2 separate regions of the Mus musculus genome follow, and region 1 is linked to region 2. Evidence: chromatin loops called from intact Hi-C (ENCODE). Cell type or tissue: left cerebral cortex. All regions are shown on one strand. Each heading gives the region's core, and the rest is flanking DNA. Links, peaks and the distances in the headings are about the cores only.

What was found. Peaks named below come from ENCODE experiments on the same cell type or tissue, not always from the same donor. Only the 100,000 strongest peaks of a DNase experiment are listed, where the experiment ranks them.
Region 1: a loop joins it to region 2, with 2.9 times the contacts of the local background. A loop is called at or near these places in 2 of 42 quality-filtered maps.

The regions. Positions count from the first base shown.
Region 1 is chr10:7,896,377-7,904,713 of GRCm38, forward strand. No RefSeq gene overlaps it. Among named protein-coding and RNA genes, the nearest start is that of Gm24726, 52 kb to the left of the region's middle. In left cerebral cortex, for the core only: no CTCF peak of the experiment used is centred there; a DNase peak (open chromatin) is centred at 4,755; H3K27ac peaks cover 1,251 bases.
Region 2 is chr10:8,192,417-8,200,753 of GRCm38, forward strand. Gm30906 (a long non-coding RNA gene) reads left to right here. Exons shown (of 3, transcript XR_380102.3): 3 at 732-924. Gm30959 (a long non-coding RNA gene) reads right to left here and starts at 5,611. Exons shown (of 3, transcript XR_871449.2): 1 at 3,210-5,611; 2 at 2,787-2,887; 3 at 319-1,857. In left cerebral cortex, for the core only: a CTCF peak has its summit at 4,094 (motif pointing left); a DNase peak (open chromatin) is centred at 4,077.

The DNA.
Region 1 (8,337 bases), core at 155-8,154, 300 kb before region 2:
GCCATATGCTGTGGACTGGTGTTCATGCTCTGATTGGTATGCAAATTCAGAACTCAACAAAAACGTGACAAGGTGATTATAACTCAGGCACTTTTAGCTATTGAAAACGGCTCCTCCCCTGAAATTTGGTTATCTATGCTCAAGAATTAGTCAGCATGAGATTAGATGAGAGAGACTCAACGATCATTGATCAGCCCTTGCTCATCAATAGGGTGATCATGATTTCCCCACTAATTCATTTTTTGGCTGGCCTCTTTTGCAGAGTTCGCCCTAGGTCATTTAGCAGTTATTGTCACACAGCACTGTGGTATCCAGAGACGGGCAACTTTCCTCCTGCACAGTCCAACCTAAGACATGGGGCCCGGTGGCGATAGGGTTACCCTATGACGGGTAAGGCTGTGACATTAGAGGAACGACCTAAAACAGGAGCCACGGCGGATGGGCATAATTGCACAGGCCTAGTCCAGCCTCATTTTATTAAAACAAACAGGGGGAGATGTGGGAAGCCACATGTGCCGTTGCAGAGTGGCACTGACTACTGCTGGCCACCACGCATAAGATTGGACAAACAACCAATGTGTACATATGCAGTAAAGTTTTTTGCAAAGACACTGCCTGGCCCAGGCATGATAATGAGGTTCTGTAAGGTACTGAGAGTATAACCAATCAGATGTGAGACATGCAAATGAGGTATGATAATGAGGTTCTGTAAGGTACTGAGAGAGAGTAGCCAATCAGATGTGAGACATGCAAATGAGGTATGATAATGAGGTTCTGTAAGGTACTGAGAGAGAGTAGCCAATCAGATGAGGAACATGCAAATGAGGCTTAGTGTATAACCAATCCGGGTGTGAGACACGCCCCTCCTAGGCCTATAAAAGCAGCACCAGTTCTGGGCTCGAAGTCTTTTCGCCTCTACAATCAAGCTCTCCCAATAAACGTGTGCAGAAGGATCCTGTTGCAGCGTCGTTCTTCCTGGCCAGTCGAGCGCGCGCAAGAGGTTACCTCACTCAGGGTGATATTTTCTATTTCTATCCATTTGCCTAAGAATTTCATGAATTCATCGTTTTTAATAGCTCTCTACTGATCTGAACCATCTGATCATGGTTGGGAACTTGCTGGGCAGCCTCCAGGCTATCATTTAGGGAGCGTAGCTGATGGTATTTTAGCTATAGGAAAATTGACCAATTTTTGTGTTTTGGAAGGACTCTGGAAACAGAAGAGCCAAAGGTGAGGAACAGCTTTATGAAGAGAATCCAAACTTTGAGAATGCCTGATGCCTGGCCCAGAGCATCTCTCATATCCCACCCCTGGCAAAAACCAAGGCTGGCTGTGTAGGATTATGAGCCCAGTTGTGGTGAGAGTCTGTAATAAGCATCACCTGTCAATAAACAAGCCAATAGCCAACGAGCTGAGGCAGAAAATAGTAGGTGGGACACTGGCAGGAACAGAGAGGACTCTGGGAAACAATGAGAGAATAAAAGGAGATGCATAGAGAGATGGAGATTGGAGCAAGATGCTGAGAGGGCTGGGAAGACTCGAAGGAAGAGGGGCAGAGAGTGAGGAGAGGTAAGCAACTAAGTGGTAGACAGAGTAATTTGAATGGAGCTAGTCAGGGAGTGAGCCAGGGCTGATGGCCAAGGCATTTAATAATAAATAATTAGTCTTAGAGTAGTCATTACAGGATTTTGGGTCAGGAAAGAAAAACTTAAAACAGTGTTTTTTACACTGGGGTCATGAGGCTCCTTCCCTGATTTAAAAGAGCAATCCTGTGTGAGTGGAAGCCTAAGGTTCCAGGAGATCAGGGATCTGGGTATTTGCTACAGTATTCATGTGGACAGTTCCAGAAACTGGATATAACTCATGAAGGCATAGTGTGTGTGTGTGTGTGTGTGTGTGTGTGTGTGTGTGTAGTGGTTTATGTACTATTATGTACTATTAATTCAAGTGAAGTTTTACATAAGACATTTTAGCGACAGTAAAGATCAGGTTGTTCCTCGGCAGGAGGGTGATTGTACTTTCTAGTTGTCCATTGGATGGGGCCTTATTCTCTATTTTCTGACTCCTATGGGATCTCTGGTTGGTGACTTGTATGCTTCTGAGCCCTCCCTCCCTTGGGGAAGGAGGTGCTTTTCTCATGGGTGTTTGTTCTACATAGTAGGCACTTCTTTTGCTAAAGCTTCTTTTAAACAAATATTTATGGTTTTAAATTTCTATACACTATGGATTAATGTTTGTGTCTCTATTGTAAGTCAGGCTTTGAAATCTGATCACCAGGGCTCCTGAGGGACCTTTGCAAGGTAATTAGGTCACAGGGCTGAGTGAATGGGAGTGGACCCTTGTAAGGGGCATGGATCGGAAACACATAATCCCAGCACTCGGCAGGCTAAGGATGATAGTGAGTTGGAGGCCAACCTGGGCTACATAGGAAGACCAACAGAGTAAAACAATATAAAGAGGCCCAGAAGCCTGACGTCCCCCCTATGAGGGTAAGGCAGGAAGAGTCTGATTCTGTAACAGTTTTACCCAACTTGAATAAGTGTTATCTTGCTTCTGGGCTTTCCCAAGCTTCTAAAACTGTGAGAAATGTTATTAATTGTGTTAAAGCACATGGAATGGACTCTATATGAAAAGATATACTCATGCGAACTATATAGTTTATATAGGATAGTATGTTCCCTCCATGAAGTTTACATTTTTTTAATATTGTACTTTGTGTGTGTTGAGTGGTGGCTTGTATATGCTTGGCCCAGGTAGTGGCACCATTAGGAGGTATAGCTTTGTTGGAGAAGGTATAGCTTTGTTGGAGGAAGTGTGTCACTGTGGAGGGTGGGCTTTGAGACCCTCCTCCTAGCCACATGGAAGCCAGTCTTCTGTATGCCTTTGGAACAAGATGTAGAACTCTCAGCTCCTCCAGCACGTCTGGTTAGACGCTGCCATGCTCCCACCTTGACAACAATGGACTGAACCTCTGAACCAGTAAGCCAGCCCCAATTCAATGTCCTTTATAAGAATTGCCTTGGTCATGGTGTCTGTTCACAGCAATGGACACCCTAACTCTGACATCACCGAGGGAGTCAGTGCTCTTCTGCCATGGGGGTACTGGAGACTGACTTCAGGTCTCCAGAACTCACTGGCCCGTGAGTATCGCTAAGGGCCAGTGAGTATCTCTCTCCTCATATATAACCTTGCTACAGTGAGCATGTAGCCCATTTTAATCACCCCCAAAGTCTGTGTGTTTCTCTCTGCAGCAAGTCCCGTCTTCTAGCCTCAGCTTGCTGTCACTGTAGAACATTTCTGTCTTTCCTGCGGATGATACCAGACAAGATGGGGTCTTCTGTGTCTGACCACCTTCATGCAGTACGACACACTGCAGACCTATCGACATTGCATCCGCCTCTGCCCTTGTAGTACTGAGCTGCATTCCAGTGTATAGATGTTCCAGAATCTACACCTGCCTCTTGATGGAGGCATTTGGTTATTTCTAGTTTTTAGCAACTATGAGTAAAGCCGCCATTGACATTTGTGTGAGTCTGTGTCTGAGCTGACATCTTCCTCTCGGGCGGCGACCTCTCATTTCTTCAAAGGCAGTGCCTCACAGCTGTTGAAGGCATGAGTGGAGCCAGTTGATTTTCAACTCTTGCCCAGGTGCTATACTTTGTGATCCCAGTCCCTCCGTATTTCAACTCTGCATGATGTCTGTTCTTTGAGTTCTGAGGATTACATGAGCTAATATTTGGGAGGCAGCAGTACCTAACGCAGCTCCCGTCCGTGCCCAGCTTGTCTGCCAATGTGATTGCTTTGGGTGAGAGAGAACTTTGTGGAATGTGTCACTTATGCTTGGCACCTTCACTACCAAGCTAAGCAGCTGAGATCATGGCCACTTAAGTGGTCAGCATCTTGACATGTCATCTACAAAGTTCACGTCTGGAAACTTCAAAACTGAGTTACAAACCAACCAACCAACCAACCAGCTCCCTAATGTTTTGAGTAAGTTTATGGTTTTGTGTTGGTTGCCATTCTTAGTTATCCTGGGGTTCATGTGGCCTTTCAGGCCCGGGTTGGACACAGCTGCCAGGTGAGAAACCCCACAGTGAACTCAGATGCAGAGCTCTTTCTTCAGCATCAAGGCCCAAACTGTCACTCACCGCACATGATATGAGAAGCAGTGCCACTTTCTGTGCTTGGTTCTTGTGGGTGACACAGATGCCGAGAGATATGTTGATGAGAACCCCTGTAGGATGGAATATTCACACCAAAAAGAGTAACGTTTAACTGAAAACATTAGATGTATGACTAAATAGCCTGGAGACAAATGTATGGATGAAGAAGAAAAAGAAACAGAAACAGACAGCCACCAGACAGGGTAACTGGAGGTCAGCTGGGCCCAGGCGGACCACTATTTGATGACCCCTTGATGGAACAGCTCCTGTATGTTCTAGCAAGGAATCTGAAGCACACAGTGTGTGCAAGTCCAGAAACCAAGCCACAGCCTGTTTCCCGAGTAAACCAGCACACCGACTCCCTTGCTGAGCAGTAATCTCTAAGGTATAGTAGGGACAGCTGGGCCCTCAGAAATGGAGAACAGATTGTATTAGGGAAGACATAGTTGCTTTGCCCAGAGTAGGAAGAAGGAAAACGCTACCACTCAATTATATTCTTTGAGGATGAAAGGCAGCGTTTTCTTGGCCTCTCAGTATCGTGCCTATTAGAACCTGGAGGAGCTGCCAGTGAGGCATTATGTAATCAAACATCCCACTCAGGGAATGGTTACTGCTAGGCACACCAACGCTCTGCCAGAATCGAATTCTAGGGTTGTCAGGTTTCTGTGCTGGAGACTTGCATTTGGGCTTTCAGAACTCAAACAGGAAGCCAGCACACTCTCTGACAAGTGCATTATTGACTAGGGACAGAGAGGAGACAGGCTGGAGTTAACGGGGATGCAGGAGTAAAGCCTAAAAACAGTGTACTCTGGTCATTAGAAATGTAGCGACTTACATTCTGGGTCATTCAGGACCATGACAAAATTCACTTCCTCTTCGATGCAGGGAACTGGCAGCTGTGCCTCTCATCAGCTCAGTAAAGCTTGGCTGTCTAGATTCACAAGGCATACGTGCTGCCCTGTTCCGAGACCACGATGGCAGGTTAGCACAAGGCCATGGCAAAGACTTAGTGAAACCACAAAGGTAGCAATTAGGACTTCAAGCCAACTGCTATAATAAGCCACAGGCCTGTTTCATGTCACATATTACATGGAGTCTTGGTTACATGGACTCAATGTACAAATACACTCGTGGTTGCTGTTTTTGTCTGAAACCCATCTTTCTGTCTTTCCTGGGACACAGGAATGACAGGGTTATCATACACTTGACATTAAGCTTTTTTCTTCTCTTTTCTTGACCAGTGAGTCTTCTTTGTAAAAATATCCTCTCATGTCCCTCTCTGTTCTAATTCTCTTTACCCCTCTCTTTAAAAAGGCCAATTTCCAGCTTTGAAATAAAAATCAATTTGACGTAACAAAACCTAGGGACCTTAATTTCAAATGGCGTCTTGTGATGTTTTAGAGTATCCACAGGCACGTACGTCTCACCAACACAAGCTGTGTAACTAATAACATTACTAATAATTAACTAATAATTACTAATTATTAACTACTGGTGAATGCCATCCTTACACTTATGGATCCCACTCTACTTATATCGGCATTCCATTAGTGGTCTAGCCTGGAAACCTATCATTTATAAGATAGCTACTATGGGGAAATACATGAAGCTCCAAGGCTGCCCTCATTGGTGAAGTTGAATAGATGTTGAAAACATTGCTTGGCTTTCAGATTAACAGTCATCACCATTGCCAGAAATAGTTGGCATATCCCTTTAATCCCAGCATTCAGGAGACATAGGCAGGTGGTCTCTTGAGTTTGAGGCCAGCCTGGTCTACAGGGTGAGTTCCAGGACAGCCAGGGCTTCACAAAGAAACCCTACTTCAGAAAACTTAAGAACCCCCCCCCCCCCAAATCACCACCATCAACAATTATCAGTCTCTATGTCCCTTATTCCACCAGGGAATAAATCTAGGGTCTTGTGCATTGGTGGGCACATCACTGATTACATATCCAGCTGACATCTTACCTTGTGTGTGTGTGTGTGTGTGTGTGTGTGTACTCTATCAGAATACATGTACATAAAGTTGTCAGAACACTTCAGGGATATGAGGGGAGGTGCAATATAGAAGGCCCTCCCCACTTTAAAAAACTTTTATGTGGTGTGTGTGTGCTCACACATGGGATGTCAGAGTGACTTTATGTGGTGTGTGTGTGCTCACACATGGGATGTCAGAGTGACTTTATGTGGTGTGTGTGTGCTCACACATGGGATGTCAGAGTGACTTTATGTGGTGTGTGTGTGCTCACACATGGGATGTCAGAGTGACTTTATGTGGTGTGTGTGTTCACACATGGGATGTCAGAGTGACTTTATGTGGTGTGTGTGTGCTCACACATGGGATGTCAGAGTTACTTTATGTGGCGTGTGTGTGCTCACACATGGGATGTCAGAGTGACTTTATGTGGTGTGTGTGTTCACACATGGGATGTCAGAGTGACTTTATGTGGTGTGTGTGTGCTCACACATGGGATGTCAGAGTGACTTTGGGGAGTCAGTGTGTCTTTTCACCATGTGGGTCCCAGGGATGGAGCTCAAGTCCCCAGGCTTGGCATTACCCGCTGAGCCATCTCCTTAGCCCAGTGACTTCACAATCCTGGCCCTGTCCTTGACTGGTTAAACTGAATGAGAGCCAGGGCAGACAAGGCAAAGGTGGAGATGTGCAAGGTCTCTCAGGGAAGCGACAAGGCCGACTTAGAAGTCAGAGAGGCGTTTATGGAATTGATCCTGCCGAGGTAGCAAGGCAAGCCCAGTGGACCCCCGAAGACAGGAACCTGCAGACGAGGCACTCTCTCTGGCTCTTCTCTCTGCCTCTTCTGTAACGTACTACAATGCTGGAACAGGTTAAGTCCCAGGCGTGGAGTGGGGAGCCAGTTACAAGCCTATGAACCCATGGCGGCTAGGTTCCCAGGTGGGGCTGTCTGTAGCAGAGAAAGGAGATGAGGGAATCTGCAGCGAGAGGCAAGGGAGTGTTGGATTTTAGGCCACACGAAAGTGCAAGTGGGCAATCCCCAGAGTGTCTTTTGAATACAGCATCTGTCATCCTGGAGAAGTAATTTGTTATACTTTGTTATAAAACACATACTTCCTAGACAGCTGGACAAGCAACAGAAACATGCACATGATCTTTAGGCCACATTTACATTATCCCATGTATGCACACCCATACGCATACCCTGACATTAAAAAAAATTTAAAAAATATCTCTGTAAAAAAGCAGGCTGGAGGACAGCTGTTGGTAATGTGGTTCCCTAAGAGAACCCAACTTCAGCCCCTACCCCCACTCCACCCGGCATCTAGGTGTGCTGGCCCACACTTAGTGCTAGGAAACCAGCTCTTGGAGGATGACTGTCCTCTGGCCTCCATGTACACCCCTCCCCACCCACAATCTCTGAAGAGCAACCCACCTTTGACATTGAGAGGACCTCAGTCTCCGTGACTAAAACACCAAGTGATCCACAGAAATGAAATGTCCGTAGACCCCAGCAGTGGTGACGCACGCCTTTAATCCCAGTACTCAGGAGGCAGAGGCAGGCGGATTTCTGAGTTCGAGGCCAGCCTGTTCTACAGAGTGAGTTCCAGGACAGCCAGGGCTGCACAGAAAAACCCTGCCTCGACAAACAAAAACAAACAAAAGTCTTTAGGGTAACTGACAAAATCAAAATGCAGGGCATCTCACGTGTTAATTGTGCTGTGGAGAAAAAGGCCTTGCAAGGCAGAGGAACCTCAGGGCGCTCACACTGGGGGACCCAATACCTCTAGTCTCCGTGGGCACTACTCACACACCCTGCACCCAGACACACATTACATGGACTAAAAGCAGGCAAATGGCTGGGTACAGTGCACACAGGCCTTGAGAGGCTGAGGCAGGACAATGAGCCTAAGGCTAGCCTAGGCTACTATGCAGCAAGACCTTGTATAGAAAAGCTACAAAGTGCTGGGCTGTGTTGGCGCACATCTTTCGTCCCAGCACTCAGGAGGCTGAGGCAGCCTGGTCTACAAAGTGAGTTCCAGGTAGCCAGAGCTACACAGAAACCCTGTCTGGAAAAGAAGACATAAAAAGTAAAAATGGTGACTTTAAAAATGTATTTTTGTTTACAAAAACTTACAACGTGGGTCTTTGTATGTTAGACATGGTAACAGAAGGCAGCTGCTACCTTGAACTCTATGTTTG
Region 2 (8,337 bases), core at 20-8,019:
ATTAGTGTTCACTTGTATGACATAAACAAATTCTGTGATCATACTGGGACACAGAGATGTACTTGAGACTATTCCTGGGGGTCACAGCCTGTGCTTCCAGTCAGGTCCGATCACCCATCCTCAATAAGCCAATTAAAAGAGCCAAATTAAGAAAGGGAAGCTGGAGAAAGGAGGTGTATTCAATACGGTCACATTGGGAAAGGAACAAAGAGATCCAACAAAGCCTTGAGGTCTGTCCTGAAGTGAGATCAGCATTTAGAGAGTCAACGATGTATGAGATGGAGGTAGACAGAAGCTGCCCACATGACACCTCCATGGTCTGGTTAAGAATAAGGTTTTTATTGCTCATAAGAGAGAAAAATTGTCCAGAGACATCGGGAGGAATCCAGAGCAGAGAGAGAAAGCAGTAGCCTAACTATGGCCAGCAGACCAGACCTGACTAGGGCTCTCTGAGAGAGGAGAGACCGTAGTGAGGATAACAGGGGAAAGGGGAAGACCTTGTCATGACAAAGAACAAATGGGTATCCAGGAGGAAGGAAGCCTGGGGAGGTTAGACAGGCTAGGACACTAGTGTGGACTTTGAAATGTGTAACAGGTACTTATGATACTGAAGCAGCCTGACAGCCAGCATGGGCTTCAGTACGCACATCCAGACAGTCCAGGTCGGGGCTTCAGTCTCATCCTGCAAGGTGGTCTGACTCGTTATTAGAACTGTGTGAACTCTCTTTCAGGTAGTCAGTATCCTGGACTGGCGAAGTCTTTTCCTGTTTCCATGATGGGACTCCTGGGGACATTCCATTTCTTTGAGGTTCATTGTTTCGGCAGTCTGATTGAGTGACACAAGTGTCTTTTAGAGTATCTTCATTTCTGGCAGGCAGGATACAGGCCAATAATATAAAATAAATCCATCTACAATTTTAAGAGTGTCTTTATTTGTGTTGTTGTGTTCATTGTTATGCTGTCTCCAGAGGGGAAGAGAGTTTGTAGCACACACAGACCCCCATTCCCTGCAGTCCGGAGGGTTTGTGACGTCTAAGGATCTAAGGCTCCATGTGGAAGACAGCACTGGAGCCCTACCCCTGCCCTCCACAGGCCTGCCTTTTGGGTTAGCCATCCCTCTGACCAGTTAGGGAAACAGCTAGCAGCTTGGATTAGCCAACAGCCTTGATGCAGATACAACTGAACTCAGGTTATCTTGCCTGACCATCACCAGGAAGAGGTGTCTGGAAACAGAGTAGCAAAGAACTGAATGTCACTGGCATGGAGGAGGTAAGTGGGATAAAGGTCTTCCTGATATCTGTCCTCCATCCACCCCCATACCTCCCACACTCAACCCCTACGCATGCTGGTGCTTCTCCACCTGGTATCCTGACCCCTAGTATTTCCCATTGATCTGCAAAGCCCAGGAGAAGGAACACTTTCCTTATTTTCACTCAATAAACCTTTGTCTTAACACTGACGTTTTTGGTTTTGTTTTTTTCCTTTACTCCCTCAAGACTTAAGAATTATACTAAAAATTATTTTCTTTGGGAGGGTATAGAGGACTTTTGGGATAGCATTTGAAATGTAAATGAAGAAAATATCTAATAAAAAATTAAAAAAAAAAGAATTGTACTAAAATGACAGGAAGAGTGAAAGATCATACCAGGTGAAACCCTGGACCAGGGTATCTTCTGCAATTAGACTTAAAAAAAAAATCCCAAACAAGGAGTTATTTTTTCTTACAGTTTGGCTTTGTGAAGGTTGGGGACTGAGCCTCCCTCTGGCTGTCTTGCTGTTTCATTGAGCTCTGGGCCAAGAGTTCAAATGCTACACACCCATCAGTTTGCTTGTGAACTCTGAAGTTATGTCCCATGACTAAAGAAAATGAAAACAATTTCTGGCACAGTGGCAGCATAATTCAGACAAAAGGAAGGTAAACAGGTTTGGTTTTCTGTGTTGTTTTTTTTGTTGTTGTTGTTTTGTTTGTTTGTTTGTTTGTTTGTTTGAGACAGGGTTTCTCTGTGTAGCCCTGGCTGTCCTGGAACTCACTTTGTAGACCAGGCTGGCCTCAAACTCAGAAATCCTCCTGCCTCTGCCTCCTGAGTGCTGGGATTACAGGCGTCCGCTACCACTGCCTGGCAAACAGGGTATTATTTAAACAGAGGGCTCTAGAACCAATTCTACTGCAAATCTGTGATCACGTGACAGTATAAATCTTCTGCTTATCTTAGCTGTAGTTTCCTGATCCACAAAACTGATGACATCTGAGTTTGACAGAATGTATGTGACATTTTCAATCATGTTATGGTGCTACACAATCATTTAACAATTATGTTGAACAAAAATTCTATCTCCCCTCTGATTCTTAAGATATCTAGTTCAATACAATAACCATTGTAGTGTCAATGTACAAATTCTGAAACATAATTAATAACTATTTACAATTTAGCATCTTTCAATGTTACACATTACATTGAAAACTTTGTAGGAATGTATATGAAGTCCCAGATATTGGCTGGTGTTTGCTATCATCAGGGTTTAACTGACTAATACATTTATACCTCTGGAAGCTACATAGCTTCCAATGGCTTCAACAAGAGAGTTGGTAGACAAGTTAAAGACTGTGCATGATGGTGGTAAGATGTGTCTAATGTCTACTCTTCTAGGATGTAACTCTGTGTACAATTAGTTACAGTGTGTCTGAGGAATCCTAAAGTCACATGTTTGCTTTTAGGTTAGTTCTGCCCCAACAGGTCTCCCCCCTCCCCCGTTCCCACCCCTGCACCCCCCTGTGAGAGGATAACCTTTGACCCTTCTTGGCTACAGCAATTAAATAAATGGCTTTGCTGTTGTGAGTCAGTGCTCTGCTGTCTGTACATGCTTGCCTGGAGTCAAGTAATGATTCCTGAAAGAGAAAAGAAATTAGATGGCCAGAAAAGACATGTGTTAAAGTGGGGTGGGGGTGGGGGGGAGACAAAAACAAAGAAACTCTGTGCATTTGGGGTAGAGAAAATTAGAGCCAAACCTCTCCACTTTTTTCTCCCATGTCATGGTGGATGTAGAAGATTTTAGATGTGTCTAGTCCTCAGAAACTGAGGAGAGGGGAAATGGACAACAGTCCTAGCTGCTTATGGCCACAGAGGTAAGTTGGCCACTGGGAGCCGAGCCCTCCATGCAAGCCAATGAAATGGGGATGGGGGAGGGAGGAGGGATCTCATTAAACTGACCTAAACATCCAGGACATAGTCTTCTGCCCATGTCGGTCTTCTGCCTATGCTGGTCGGCTCTTGCATGCGTGGTTTTTCCTGTATGTTGCTTCTCAAGCTGGAAATACGGAGTTAATGCCACCTCATCCACTTGCGCTACTTGGTTCAGTAGATGACTGTGCAAAGCACGTTCTCCCACTCAGGAAATCAGTCTTCCAGCAGCTGTCTGTCTTCCACTGCACAGGGCACAGGGCACAGGGCACAGGGCACAGGGCACAGGGCACAGTGTGAGTTTGCCTTTGCAACTCCTCTATCCCTTAAGCCAGCTGGAGGCAGAGTTCACCCAAAAAGTCTCATTTCCTGAGTGACAGCCATTGGGCAAACCCAGATGGAAGGCTACGATAAAGAGCCTTAGGGGTGTGCCGCTTAGAAATCAGAACCTGTAAGACAACAATAGGATGGGAAAGTAGGATGGTCACCTAACTACTAATTAACCCAGAGAATGGAACAGCAGTTGCTTCGGGTGACTATTCTGAAATGCTCAAGGTTCCTCATTGCCTTAGGGGTAAAATAAATATTTTTTTCCCCAAATTCTTGAGCTGAAAGGTACTTTATGTGAGTGGCATTCAGCTTATAGAAATATATGGAGTATACAGGCAGGCATACTACACATCAAAACAAAGGTTTTCTGAAAAACAATTAAACAAAAACAGGTCATATGACTTAGAGACACTAATAATGTAATCACCAAGAACGGTGTTACTGTGTTTTTTTCACACCAGCCATGAGCTCCTTCTGGGCCACAAGGCTCTGGTGAATGAAGTCAGTCCATATGGGAGAAGCCTGAGGTTTGGAAAGCTCTTGGAATCTGGAGTATATTGTTGTGGCTACAGCTCCCCCTAGTGTACTGAACACTCAGGTGCCCTGCACAATGGCCAGGGGAATACCTCCCTTTCAAAGTCTGATCTGAGCCATTTGAGATGCCAGCCTTTCTTTTCCCTAACCAACCATAGGTCAAGAGAAGAGTGGGGGCAGGGCCTCTGTGTTCCTATTAAGCACGGGCACTATGGATTGACTTGAATTATGTGAATCCTATGAAAATATTAAACAAATATTAAAAATCACATTTTACTTTATTATTGTTATGACTGAGACAAGGTCTTACTGTGTAGTCCTGGAACTTGCAATGTACAATAGCCGGCCTCAAACTTGTAGCTCTGCCTGTCTCTGCCTTCCCAGTGTTGAGGTTAAAAGTATGGGCTACTGTGCCTTTACTCTTGAAAGAATTTCTACAGCAGTAAGCTTCCATACGACAATTTCAAAGATCTTTACTGTTTCCCTTTTCTATACATCTCCTCTATCCTGCCCCCCCCCACCCCCACCCCACAGGGATGCAGGCCCTGGAAGGCTGCTTCTGCTCCAGTTGATTTTCCTGTACTCATGAACATTCAGAGGGGATGGGAAAGAGGGGGAGGGGGAGAACATATCAGGAGGTTGGGAGGGAAAGTTGGAGGCAGAATAGGGGAGGAATTGTAGAGGAGAGAATGGGGATAGATTGGAGCCAAGCACATTTTATATGCTCATATAAATATTAAATAAAACTATTTAATCAAAGTGATTTTTAAAAAGAGTTTCCACATTTTTCCTGATGTAAAAGGAGACTGAGCAAAACTGTAGGATGATTCTGAGCCATTCACGGCAGGGTTATTTGTCCCATCTTGCATCTATCAAAATGCTTATCACCTGCGAGCCATGTTCCTTGAGCAGGGTGTTTGGAGCCTCTGGAAGCAGGGAGAGAGGAAATGCATCATGAGGCATGGCTCCTCTGACAGGAAACTACTCACAGTGTCCTCTCTAGAACATCAACCCCTCAGGATGTCAGTGGACTTTGTTCAGATACATCAGATGAGGCCGGCACATGTGGGATTTGGCAAATAATCTTTAAAAAGACTGTGCTATGCCCCAGGCCCCATATGATGCTAATACTGCGGCACACGTGTCCACACAGCGCTAGAAGAACTGCAGTATTTCCCAAGCTAACACTTTGTTATTTTTCATGCTTATTTCACAAACTGGACTCATGAGTTTTCCTTTGGGGTTACATACTGGCATAGAATTTCAGCATCTCTCAGTCATAGCCAGAGAACAAATAGCAAAGTGTGCTGAAAGGAGAGAGCACTGGATCTGAGATGAACAGGGCGGCTCTGAGGAAGTTTGTGGTCAGGGTCACAGCTCTTCGTGTGAAAACTGGCACTGTAGTGTGTTACTGTCTCAGTCTGGGACAGCCCCAGAGTAGATGTGGAGGGAGGAACACACTGAAGGCAACACCCAGTCCATTGTATCACTATCCTACTGAAGGCAGCAGTCCACAATGTCCCCACTATGACATCCTTCCTTCCTTCCTTCCTTCCTTCCTTCCTTCCTTCCTTCCTTCCTTCCTTCCTTCCTTCCTTCTTCTTCTTCCCCTTCTTTTTTCTTCCCCTTCTTCTTCTTCTTCTTCTTCTTCTTCTTCTTCTTCTTCTTCTTCTGCTTCTGCTTCTGCTTCTGCTTCTGCTTCCTCCTCCTCCTCTTCCTCCTCTTCTTCCTCCTCCTCTTCTTCCTTCTTCCTCCCCTCCTTCTCCCCTCCCCTCCTTCTCTCCTATTCCTCTCCCTCCCTCCTTTTCCTCCCCTTCCCTCTATCTCCTCTCCCTTCTCCTGCCCTTCTTCTCCCCCACCCTGCTCCTCCTTCTTTGTCACAGCTATGATGTGATTTCTAAGAATGAGAATCAAGACTTCAGAAGTACTGGATTATATACAGCCAAATTTTAACTCTTTTTTTCTAAATTAAGACTTTTCCTCATGACAGGCAGACATAATGGTGCATGCCTCTGATGTCATCACTCAGGAGGCTCAGGCAAGGGAAGTTCAAGGCAGGACTTTGTCTTAAAAGCATGAAACTAGAAACAATACAACCTCCCTCTTTTGTGTACAACCTCTGTGAATTCACATCAATTTTCATCATTATTGCTGTTACTAATAGGATCCTAAGTCAAGGTACTCTAAAGAAGTCAGAGGGAACAAAACATTATGGATTTTGATTTTTCTCCAAGCCTTTGGGAGGTCTTGACCTAACTGCGTTCTAGGATTTACCTCTTGTTACAGCTTTTTATTGCATTTATTTATTTATTGTGTGTATGTAGGCATGTGTAAATGTGCATGGGTGTTAGCATCAGAAGCTGTTTACAGACAGCCTCTGAATCCATCGATGACATTATCCCTAGGTGACATCGTCCTGCATCTGTTGCCATGGCAACCGCCAAGATGGTGACCTGAGTTTGATTCCCAGAACCTACTTACCAGGAGAGAACTGACTCCTGAAAGTTGTCCTCTGACTTATATACATGAACTGTTGTACCTCATATACCCACTGTTAGTTGAAAACTGCTTTTTCCTGGACAGATCATGCCAAGACAGCACAGCTCCCACAAAAGAGGTCTTTTATTGAAAGAGGGGAAGAAAAGAGGGAGAGGAAAAAGAGAGATGGATCAGGATCTCTGTCTTTTATCCAGGCAGTGAAGTAGGTAACAGGTGATGCAGGTGAGGCTTGGAAAGGGAATGTGTAGCGGTTGCCATGGCAACAGATGCAGGATGATCCTTGTCACCTAGGGATGATGTCATCGCTGGATTCAGAGGCTGGCTATAAACAGCTTCTGATGCTAACACCCATATACATTTACACATGCCTACATACAATAAATAAATAAATGCAATAAAAAGCTGTAACAAGAGGTAAATCCTAAATCGCAGTTAGGTCAAGACCTCCCAAAGGCTTGGAGAAAAATAAAAATCCATAGTGTTTTGTCTTGGATAAAGCATAGTAGTTAGAACAACAGATGCCGGACCAGGAGGGAAAGTCCTAGCTTCCTCTCTGCCTCAAGAGTAGTTCAATGAGCCTGTCCATGTGGACTGGGTTCCCACTTCAGAAGCACCGCTTTCTATAGACTGACCAGTGTCTTGAGCACCAATCTTATGGATGTGAAGGACTGAGTACCCATGGACCCGGACATACATGGAATAATACATTCGTGAGCTCCAGCTCGCTGGCCTAGGAAGAACTATGTCTCTTCTTACAGCATTGGGGCTGAGGGGGTGGTGATGGCGGCAAAGACTCAACAGCAGAGGCAGCTTGTACTTATTACTGTACCTTTCTAGCTAGGCTGATTTCAACACAAGGAAGTCAATTCACTCTAACATGTGGTAACAGACTTGGCAGGATTTGAACTCTGGACTTTTCTGTAGCTCAGTCTATGTCCTGGTTTTGTGCAGCTGCCCCAGGCTCCACCTCATAGCCACTGTGCTGTGTCTGGCGGACCCATCCTGCAGGCTGCCTGTCTTCAGGACTGGAATCAAAGGCAAGTTACAGGTCGGCACTGACTGTTTTGGCAGCCACGCCATGGACAGACGGCTGCACGCCTGCTCAAAATGTACAGTGTCTGGCAAAAGCCAGGCTGAAGATCGATAACCTCACCCGCCAAGATTCCAAAAGGAAAAACTTAGCTCAGAGTTTTCCCCTTCGTAGTGATTTTTCTTCCTTTCTTTCCTTTTACTTTTTTTTTCTTTTTTAAAAGGGAATCCCTGTGTTTCAAGGCAAAACCCAAAATGCACAGTGGTCAGCTCATGATTCTTTGACCCGTGAACATCTGTGGGTCTGGGGCTTCCTTGTGAATCAGTAGCAGCCTTGAGAGCTACGAGCCAAGCCTGCCCTAGACAAAAAGGAATTCTGCAGAGGGGAATTGGGAGGAGGCTTGAGAGCTCCCGACCTGGTTAGCCTCCGGTTTTGCTTTCCAGAGACTTGTCTGCACTCAGTGTCAGCTAGTGTCTGTGTTTTCTATGAGCAGCATTTTGAGTCTGTTTTTTAAGATGGGTTTTTTTCTAAACACCGTAAGAACTGGGATGGGAGTCTTCATTTTGCACATAAGAGAGGGAAGAATGAAATGGGCAAACTGGACTCAGATGTATTTACTGAAAACAAGAGCATGGGCTGGAGGTGTGGCTGAGGGTGTTGAGGGCTTTGCTGAGTAAGCATGGAGAACTGAGCTCCATCTGCAGCACCCACATCAATGCCTGACAGCAGTGTTTGTAACCTAAGCCATGAGGAGGCAGAGAACCA